2 separate regions of the Homo sapiens genome follow, and region 2 is linked to region 1. Evidence: chromatin contacts called from ENCODE Hi-C or POLR2A ChIA-PET data. All regions are on one chromosome and are shown on one strand. Each heading gives the region's core, a stretch centred on a gene start or an enhancer-like site at or near the end of the contact. The rest is flanking DNA. Distances are from core to core; before and after follow the strand shown. Region 1 holds the start of RIOX1 (ribosomal oxygenase 1). Region 2 overlaps MIDEAS (mitotic deacetylase associated SANT domain protein).

Region 1 (4,121 bases), core at 1,550-4,049:
GGCTCTGTGTCCCCACCCAAATCTCATGTTGAATTGTAATCTCCAATGTTAGATGAGGGACCTGGTGGGAGGTGATTAGATCATGGGGGCAGATTTCCCCCTTGCTGCTCTCATGATGGTGGTTGAGTTCTCACAAGATCTGGTTGCTTTTGTTTGAGACGGAGTCTCGCTGTGTCGCCCAGGCTGGAGTGCAGTAGCGTGATCTTGACTCACTGCGACCTCCACTTCCCGGGTTCATGCAATTCTCCTGCCTCAGCCTCCAGAGTAGCTGGGATGACAGGGGCGTGCCACTATGCCCGGCTAATTTTTTGTATTTTTAGTAGAGATGGGGTTTCACTGTGCTAGCCAGGATGGTCTTGATCTCCTGACCTCATGATCCACCCACCTTGGCCTCCTGAAGTGCTGGGATTACAGGCATGAGCTTGCTTCCCCTTCACCTTCCACCATGATTTTAAGTTTCTTTAGGCCTCCCCAACCATGCTTCCTCTACAGCCTGAGGAACTGTGAGCCAATTAAACCTCTTTTCTTTATAAATTACTCAGTCTCAGGTAGTTCTTTATAGCAATGTGAGAATGGCTAATACAGGAGCAATTAATGGTAAAGAGACAGTCGGGCACCGCGGCTCATGCCTGTAATCCCAGCACTTTGGGAGGCCGAGATAGGTGGATCACCTGAGGTCAGGAATTCGAGACCAGCCTGACCAACATGGTGAAACCCTGTCTCTACTAAAAATACAAAAATTAGCTTCGGTGGTAGCAGGTGCCTGTAATCCCAGCTACCTGGGAGGCTGAGGCAGGAGAATCGCTTGAACCTGGGAGGTGGAGGTTGCAGTGAGCCAAGATTGGGCCATTGCAACACAGAGGTTGGGGTAACACAGCAAGACCCTGTCTCAAAAAAATAAAATAAAAATAAAAAATAAAGGTAAAGAGACTAGTTGGGAGGCTATTTGTAATAAACCAGGATTTGTCTGCCTCAACACTACACTACTGACATTTTGCATCAGACAATTATTTGTTGTGGGAGGGTTGTCCTTAGTATTGTAGAATGTTTAGTAGTGTCTCTAGTGTCTGTTTACTAGATGTTAGACAACCCCTAGCCCCCTATATGACATTGCCAAATGTCCCTATGGAGACAATATCACCCCCAGTTGATAACTGTGTGTGTAACAGACCATGTGAGAAATAAAAAAGGGTGGATGTTAGACATGGGTAAGGACAAAATCTAAAAGCCTTGGCAAGTGTTTGGATAGGCTTGCAACTGAGAAAGAGGGAGTGTTGAAAGCTCAAACAGAGAAAGGTCCTAGAGGCCATGTACTGTAGTCTAATATGCTTATCATTGCTTGAAACATTGTAAACCCTCTTGGAAGGCAGTTTGGTAAAACCTATTAATAATCACAAAAAGTATCTTACTTTTTGACCCAGCACTTTTATTTCTGGGAGTTTATCTTAAATGATTCAAATGAAGACAAGGAATCTTTATGTACAAAGCAATTAGTTGCATGACAGACAGTGACCACGTTCTCAAAAATTACACCCGCATGCCACCACATTGCCTGTTAAATTAGAAGCCGATTTAAGATCCTGAGTTTAAGAGCCAAAGAAGTTGTAGCTAAAGAAACAAAATCCCAGAGGGGCAGGAAGGGCAGATATCAAGAATGCAAGTAGAGAAATTCTTAACTTATTTTTCAGAGAGAGGACAATGAATTTGAGAATTTGTATTGGAGAAAAGAGGGAGAGAAGTTAGGTGGAGGAACTCCTAGATAAGGCTTCAATCAGTGAATTCATCTGCAGAGCAGAAGTTTCTGCGGAACTCAAACTGCCTGGGGGCATTCCTTGAAAAGAAGAATTCTGCACTTTTTGGTGGGAACCTGCCGGTGGAACATCCTGTTTAGAAATGAGGACATCCAAGGAACACTGCAATGTGCAGAGACTAGAAGGAAAAAACAGTCAAGTAGCCATTTCTCCTGGGGAGTCTCTAGTAACTTGATTTTGTGCTTCTTCTTGTTTTTTGAGACAAGAGTCTCACTCTGTCGCCCAGGCTGGAGTGCAATGGTACGATCTCGGCTCACTGCAACCTCCACCTCCCGAGTTCAAGCAATTCTCCTGTCTCAGCCTCCCGAGTAGCTGGGACTACAGGTGCAAGTCACCACACCTGGCTAATTTTTGTAATTTTTAAATTATTATTTATTTTTATTTTTTTGAGGCGGAGTCTCGCTCTGTCGCCCAGGCTGGAGTGCAGTGGCGCCATCTCGGCTCACTGCAAGCTCTGCCTCCCGGGTTCACGCCATCCTCCTGCCTCAGCCTCCCGAGTAGCCGGGACTACAGGCGCCCAGCACCACGTCCGGCTAGTTTTTTGTATTTTTCTTTTTTAGTAGAGACGGGGTTTCACCGTGTTAGCCAGGATGGTCTCGATCTCCTGACCTCGTGATCCGCCCGCCTCGGCCTCCCAAAGTGCTGGGATTACAGGCGGAGCCACCGCGCCCGGCCAATTTTTGTAGTTTTAGTACAGACGGGGTTTCACCATACTGGTCAGGCTGGTCTCGAACTCCTGACCTCAGGTGATCCACACACCTCGGCCTCCGAAAGTGCTAGGATTACAGTCGTGAACCACCGCGCTTGGCCGCAACTTGATTTTTAAATTGCTCTCTGAGTGTAGATTCCTTGTTTGTTTGGCAAGGGTTCTTGCCGCTGCCGCTACAGCTTGAAGCCAAACATTTAATGAAAGAGAGCGGGAGGGGCCGAATAGAAGAATGATGGGCGTGGCCAACCCCGAGGTGGCTGGAGGCCGCGCCCCCTTCCCAGAGTGCACCGCAGCCGCTGCATTCAGGAACCGCTTTAGCTTCGCCCCCGGCCGGCCGGGCGGGGAAGACTGGTGTGGTCTGGCCATGGATGGGCTCCAGGCCAGTGCAGGGCCGTTGAGGCGCGGGCGGCCGAAGCGCCGGCGCAAGCCCCAGCCACACAGCGGGTCGGTCCTGGCCCTGCCCTTGAGGTCCAGGAAGATACGAAAGCAGCTGCGAAGTGTTGTATCCCGCATGGCAGCGCTGAGGACGCAGACGCTGCCTAGCGAGAACTCGGAGGAATCGAGGGTGGAGTCGACGGCCGACGACCTGGGGGACGCGCTACCCGGTGGGGCGGCGGTGGCGGCCGTCCCGGACGCAGCCCGGCGAGAGCCATACGGCCACCTGGGGCCCGCAGAGCTGCTGGAGGCCTCGCCCGCCGCGCGCTCCCTGCAGACCCCGTCGGCGCGCCTGGTGCCCGCTTCCGCGCCGCCCGCGCGCCTGGTGGAGGTGCCCGCCGCGCCGGTCCGGGTGGTGGAGACCTCGGCCCTGCTGTGCACCGCGCAACACTTAGCGGCCGTCCAGTCGTCCGGGGCCCCTGCGACGGCGTCGGGGCCGCAGGTGGATAACACGGGTGGGGAGCCGGCCTGGGACTCCCCGCTGCGGCGCGTCTTGGCCGAGCTGAACCGCATCCCCAGCAGCCGGCGGCGAGCGGCCCGCCTCTTTGAGTGGCTCATCGCGCCCATGCCGCCAGATCACTTTTACCGGCGCCTATGGGAGCGCGAGGCGGTGCTGGTGCGGCGGCAGGACCACACCTACTACCAGGGACTTTTCTCTACCGCTGACCTGGATTCGATGCTGCGCAACGAGGAGGTGCAGTTCGGCCAGCATTTGGACGCCGCTCGCTACATCAACGGACGACGCGAGACCCTGAACCCACCCGGCCGCGCGCTGCCCGCCGCCGCGTGGTCCCTGTACCAGGCCGGCTGCTCCCTGCGTCTCCTCTGTCCGCAGGCTTTCTCTACTACTGTGTGGCAGTTTTTGGCTGTGCTTCAAGAGCAGTTTGGAAGCATGGCAGGCTCCAACGTTTACCTCACGCCCCCTAACTCGCAGGGCTTTGCCCCCCACTACGACGACATCGAGGCCTTCGTGCTGCAGCTGGAAGGTAGGAAACTCTGGCGTGTATACCGACCCCGAGTCCCAACCGAGGAACTGGCTCTGACATCCAGCCCCAACTTCAGTCAGGACGACCTCGGTGAGCCGGTGCTGCAGACCGTGCTGGAACCTGGAGATTTGCTGTATTTTCCTCGGGGCTTCATTCACCAAGCTGAATGCCAGGATGGAG
Region 2 (4,105 bases), core at 780-3,279, 250 kb after region 1:
CCCACCTCCTCCACGCTCCGGGCCCCGCCCTGGAGCCATCACAGAGTTGGGCCACTTTACTGAGGCCACCTGCTGGGACAGCATGGCTGCTGAGGTCCGCTCAGGCCCATATACCACAGAGTTCAGCAGGGCCAGGCTGCTAGGAGGGGGCAGTTCCACAGGCTGAGAGGTGGAGACTGCCCCTCCTGGACCCTCGTGCCCGAGGTACTGCTCCTCCTTCACTCTGATGGACTGCTGGGGGGGCTGCAGGGGAGGGGGCTGCTCCTTGGGAGCTGGTTCCTGGCCCCCGAAGAGGCAACGCTTCCGCTTGTTCTGAGCCTTGGGCTGGGCCTGGAGGTTCATGATGTGGCCAACTGAGCCCTGGCGGTGAGATCCCCTTCAACAGTCGCCCATCCCCTGGGGAAACGTCCTGCTGGAAGCCGGGCTCTAGTCCAGGAGCCAGGGAGGGCAGAGCAGGGGCAGAGGAAGACGCTGGACAGTGAGGTCGGACACTGGGAGAAAGAACTGCTGGCTCTTCCTTTCTCTTCCAGAGAGGCTCTGGGGCTCAGCTACTCTTCCCAGTTCATGATGCTCCACAGGGTTCTGGCACCTGCAGAGGGAAGAGCAGTGACAGTGTCAGCCACAGCCTCCCAGGATGCCCCGAACATCAGCACAAGTGTAAGAAAAGGGGCTCCAAGGGCCTTCGGTCCCACCACCTCATATCACAGGGACAGGCCCCAAGTCACAGAGCAGCATTGGTGAGGCAGGAGCCAGGACTTTTGGGGAGCTGCCAGGAGGGCAGGAGAATCAGCTGCATCTCCCAGGGCACTGTGACTCTCTTGTCCCACCACCTCACCCTCCTGGTTCCGCTCCAGGACTGCCTGCATCTGTCTGTGTTATTTGTGCACTGCATAGGCACATTCTAAGGCACAGGTGGAGCTGACATCCAGCCCAAGCCCCTCCAGCCCAGCTGAGAAAGAGGCAGCAAAAGCCACACTGGCTCCCCTCTCCTCTTACCCAGGCCCTAGCCCCCTGGGCAGCCAGGCCTAGTCCTCCTGGCACACATCTGTCTATGCAGGAGCCTCCCACCAGACCCAGAAGGATCTTTGTCCAGCCAGTGCCTCCTCTGACACTCCAAGCACATCTCAGGCTCGGGAAGTGGAGAGGACAGGGTCATTCCCGACGTGGCCACTCCTCCTGTGCAGCCCCAGAGTCAGGAGCTCCAACAGACCCTTGTAGAGTCAGGGGCCCAGGGTCAGGCTCACCAAGGCCTGCAGGTAAGGCCCCAGAAGGGTGTGTGCAGTCCTAGCCCCACCCCTGGGAAGAGCTGCTGGGTGGGGCTGTGGCTGCCAGAGTCTTTCCCAAACTAGCACAGAACCTGTTTTGCAACCCTGGCAGGGTGGAGGCAGGATCCAGGCCAAGAGCTGGTCAGCAGCTGACCCCGCCCCTGCCTGACCCCTGCCCCTTCCACTGCCGAAGAGCCCCTGGCAAATAGTGTAACTCAGATCGTAGAGGGTGCAGATTGCTAGAACTCAGTTCCAGAAGGTTTCTCCACGATAATGTCATGACTTAAGTACACAGTTTTTCCATTTTTGTTTCGTAACTTGATTTTTTAAAGCAGTCGCTACAGAACAGAATCTAGACCTGTATTTTATAGCATAGCTGCTTGCATGTATTTTTCAAGACTTTTCTTTCCCTCAGAGTGATGTTTGGGTTTTGTTTTTTTCCTGGGAAGTTGGTGGGGGTGGGAGCTACATAGCCCACCTCTTTCCCCAGTAAGATTCTGGTCCCTAGGAAGAGGGGAAAACAGCTCGGGCGGCTCTGAAGAGGAAATCTCAGGCCCTAGATGCTACAGGTCATTGTTAGCAACCCCAGCCGCTCCCAGGAAACCAGCCAGCAGCAGCGGAGGGCAGGGCTGGGCGGGCACAGGGTCCCGACTATACCCAGTTTGCAGTTCGGCCCACCCCCAGCACCAGGAATGCCCCTCCCAGGCTATCGCTCCTCTGCAGGCTTCCGCAGCTCCCCAGCCCCTGTGCTCCTGGAGCCTGCCTGCCTCCTGCCCGCCTGCGTGACTCACTGAGGGCCCCCTCCCTATCTTTCACTTTCACCCAGCACCCAGAAGGGGAGTAATTTCCTCCTCCATTTCCTTCCTCAGCTCCTGGGCCTTGAAGAGAGTAAGAGACCCTCCTCGTGTGCAGCCTTTGTCTTTTCATATATGAAGCTGGAGGGAGGGAGAGGCACAGAGACTAGGAGGGCATCCAAGTCACCCTCACCCCCAGCAAGAGGGGAGTGGGGGGATTTGGACAAGAAGTGCAGAGCTGCGGGCTGCAGAAACAACCTTTCTCTTGCTTTTAAACCCGCATTCCCTGACAGCCAACCTAATTCAGAGCAGGAACCCAAAAGCTAAACCCTGCACTGAAAATCACCCTGGGCACCCCCATGAAGCTGCAGGGTGGGACTGTCTGGCTCCGCCTCTCCGAGGGAACATCAAGCCCACAGAACTAGAAGTGCGTGTCTGCAGAAGCAAGACAGAGAAAGGAAGAATGTGCGCCAGCCTGGCAAGCCCACGTGCCTCCAGGGGGCTGCGAGCCCCTCCAGTGGGCGCTCACACACACTCACGCCTCCCTTCATCACAGCCCTGTCTCCTTGTGAGCCACAGCACGGGCTTGAGGCCTGGAGCAAGGGAAGGTCCACGTGGCGGGTGGGCCTGGATGCACGTGCCAGTGTGAACCTGATGGAGGGGTGCGCCCCCTCCATGGGGATGGCTGCTCAGAAGGAGATGAGGCGGGGCCTGCGGCTCCAGGACAAGCCTGCTTCTGCCCAGGGCAGGGGCCAGAGGCCAGATGCAGGTCTTACAGGGGCTTACCCACAGCTGTATGGTCAGCCCTGGAGGAGCTGAGCTCAGCTGGGAAGCCTCCCACTCCCACCCTGCACATCAAGGAGGGCCATCATTCAGGATACCACAGCAGCCTCTGAAGCTCAGACAGGGACTTGCTTTGAAGAAATCAGGGGGCCTGGTTTGGGGAAGGCTGAATCACCCCAGAAACTTCTTGCTGCAGAGGCCTCCCTGTCACCCTCACCGAAGAGCTAAGGGTGCCAGGGGCACAGACAGTCAGGCCTGGGACCCTCAGAGAAGAAAGGTCATCGGCTGGGGGTGGGGAGAAGAGTGGAAGATACTGGCAGCCTGGGAGGAAGGGTGAAGAGGCACACCTAGGCAGCAGGGCACTAAGTAGTCATAGGAGTAATGATGATGGTGATGGTGCACCCGTGCCAGGCAGATCCTACGTGCTTTATATCCTTTAAATTCCCACCATGGCCTTATAAGGCAGGAGTTGCGATTTTAACCTCTATTTACAGGTTAGCTAGATGAGGCTCAGAGGAGCTAAGTAAGTTGCCTACGGTCACACAGTCATTATGTTGCAGAGCCAAGACTGGAACCCAGATCTGTCTGACTCTAAGATCAAGCTCTTCTTCCTTATCCCCAAGATATGCCACTAAGACCCCAGACCCCTCTTCATACACCTCCCTTCCACAGCACACTCTACACCACCTCCAAGCAAGGATTTTCTAGACACAGATATCAGATATCCCTTCTCATTGGCACTGGGAAGCCCCTTACCCCTGCCTGAACCTTTGGCAGGTACTCTCTCCCATTCTCCCCAAATACAGCTGAGACCCTTGGCCTTCCAGGAAGGGAGAGCAGGAAAAGGTCTCACCACAGAGGGGTCAGCAGATGTGTGAGGTCTACCTGCAGGGAGGCCTGAAACACTTCCTCCTGCACTGGCCACTCTAGCCCCCGATCTAGGCCTGGACTCTCCAGCTCCTGCAACCCCACCCCGGGCTCAGTTGCTGCTGGTGGTGCCTCCAGCTCTCAGACCCCATGGGCTTCTCCCAGCCTGCAACTCGGGGTCAGGACTGCGCCACTTCCTCTCATTTCTTCTACCCCACCCCCGCTGCCCTGTCCCTCAGATGGAAATCAAACTGCCCTTCCTCACAGTGAGGAAGAGGAAGGACGACACCTCCAAAGGCTGCTGACCTGTGGGCCTAGTCCCTGAGATTGCAGGGAAGAGGATGTCATGAGGAACTCCTGCCAGCAGCTCAGCCCTGGGACCAGCTGCAGGGCCTC

Evidence for each region. A loop is a pair of places that touch in the nucleus more often than their neighbours do. ChIA-PET counts read pairs that join two places held with the same protein, here RNA polymerase II (POLR2A). Pooled maps may share reads with other maps.
Region 2: a pooled map shows a loop between it and region 1 (3-fold over the local background). The contact joins the enhancer-like site here to the promoter of RIOX1 in region 1. A Hi-C loop is called at or near these places in 4 of 50 pooled maps. POLR2A ChIA-PET finds 5 or more read pairs at or near these places in 4 of 52 experiments (CD4-positive, alpha-beta T cell, CD8-positive, alpha-beta T cell, GM12878 and 1 more).

Annotation. Positions count from the first base shown.
Region 1 is chr14:73,488,134-73,492,254 of GRCh38, forward strand. It overlaps RIOX1 (ribosomal oxygenase 1), which reads left to right and starts at 2,800. Exons shown (of 1, transcript NM_024644.5): 1 at 2,800-4,121. The coding sequence starts at 2,885. The region is part of intron 17 of HEATR4 (HEAT repeat containing 4); the gene reads right to left. It also overlaps a transcript of ACOT1 not described here. RefSeq lists enhancers at 1,880-2,785, 2,467-2,576, 3,765-4,121 and a silencer at 3,127-3,416.
Region 2 is chr14:73,739,667-73,743,771 of GRCh38, forward strand. It overlaps MIDEAS (mitotic deacetylase associated SANT domain protein), which reads right to left. Exons shown (of 13, transcript NM_001367710.1): 2 at 1-589. The coding sequence starts at 342. All of the region lies in intron 1 of LOC124903345 (a long non-coding RNA gene), which reads left to right. Among named protein-coding and RNA genes, the nearest start is that of MIR4505, 17 kb to the right of the region's middle. RefSeq lists enhancers at 1-105, 620-1,135, 1,136-1,649, 2,643-2,812, cis regulatory regions at 2,717-2,738, 2,728 and a silencer at 3,940-4,105. Within about 2 kb of position 2,030, at least 39 of the 41 ENCODE cell types and tissues checked have a DNase peak (open chromatin) inside an H3K27ac peak, as active enhancers do; they include CD4-positive, alpha-beta T cell and CD8-positive, alpha-beta T cell, where a contact is called at or near this core.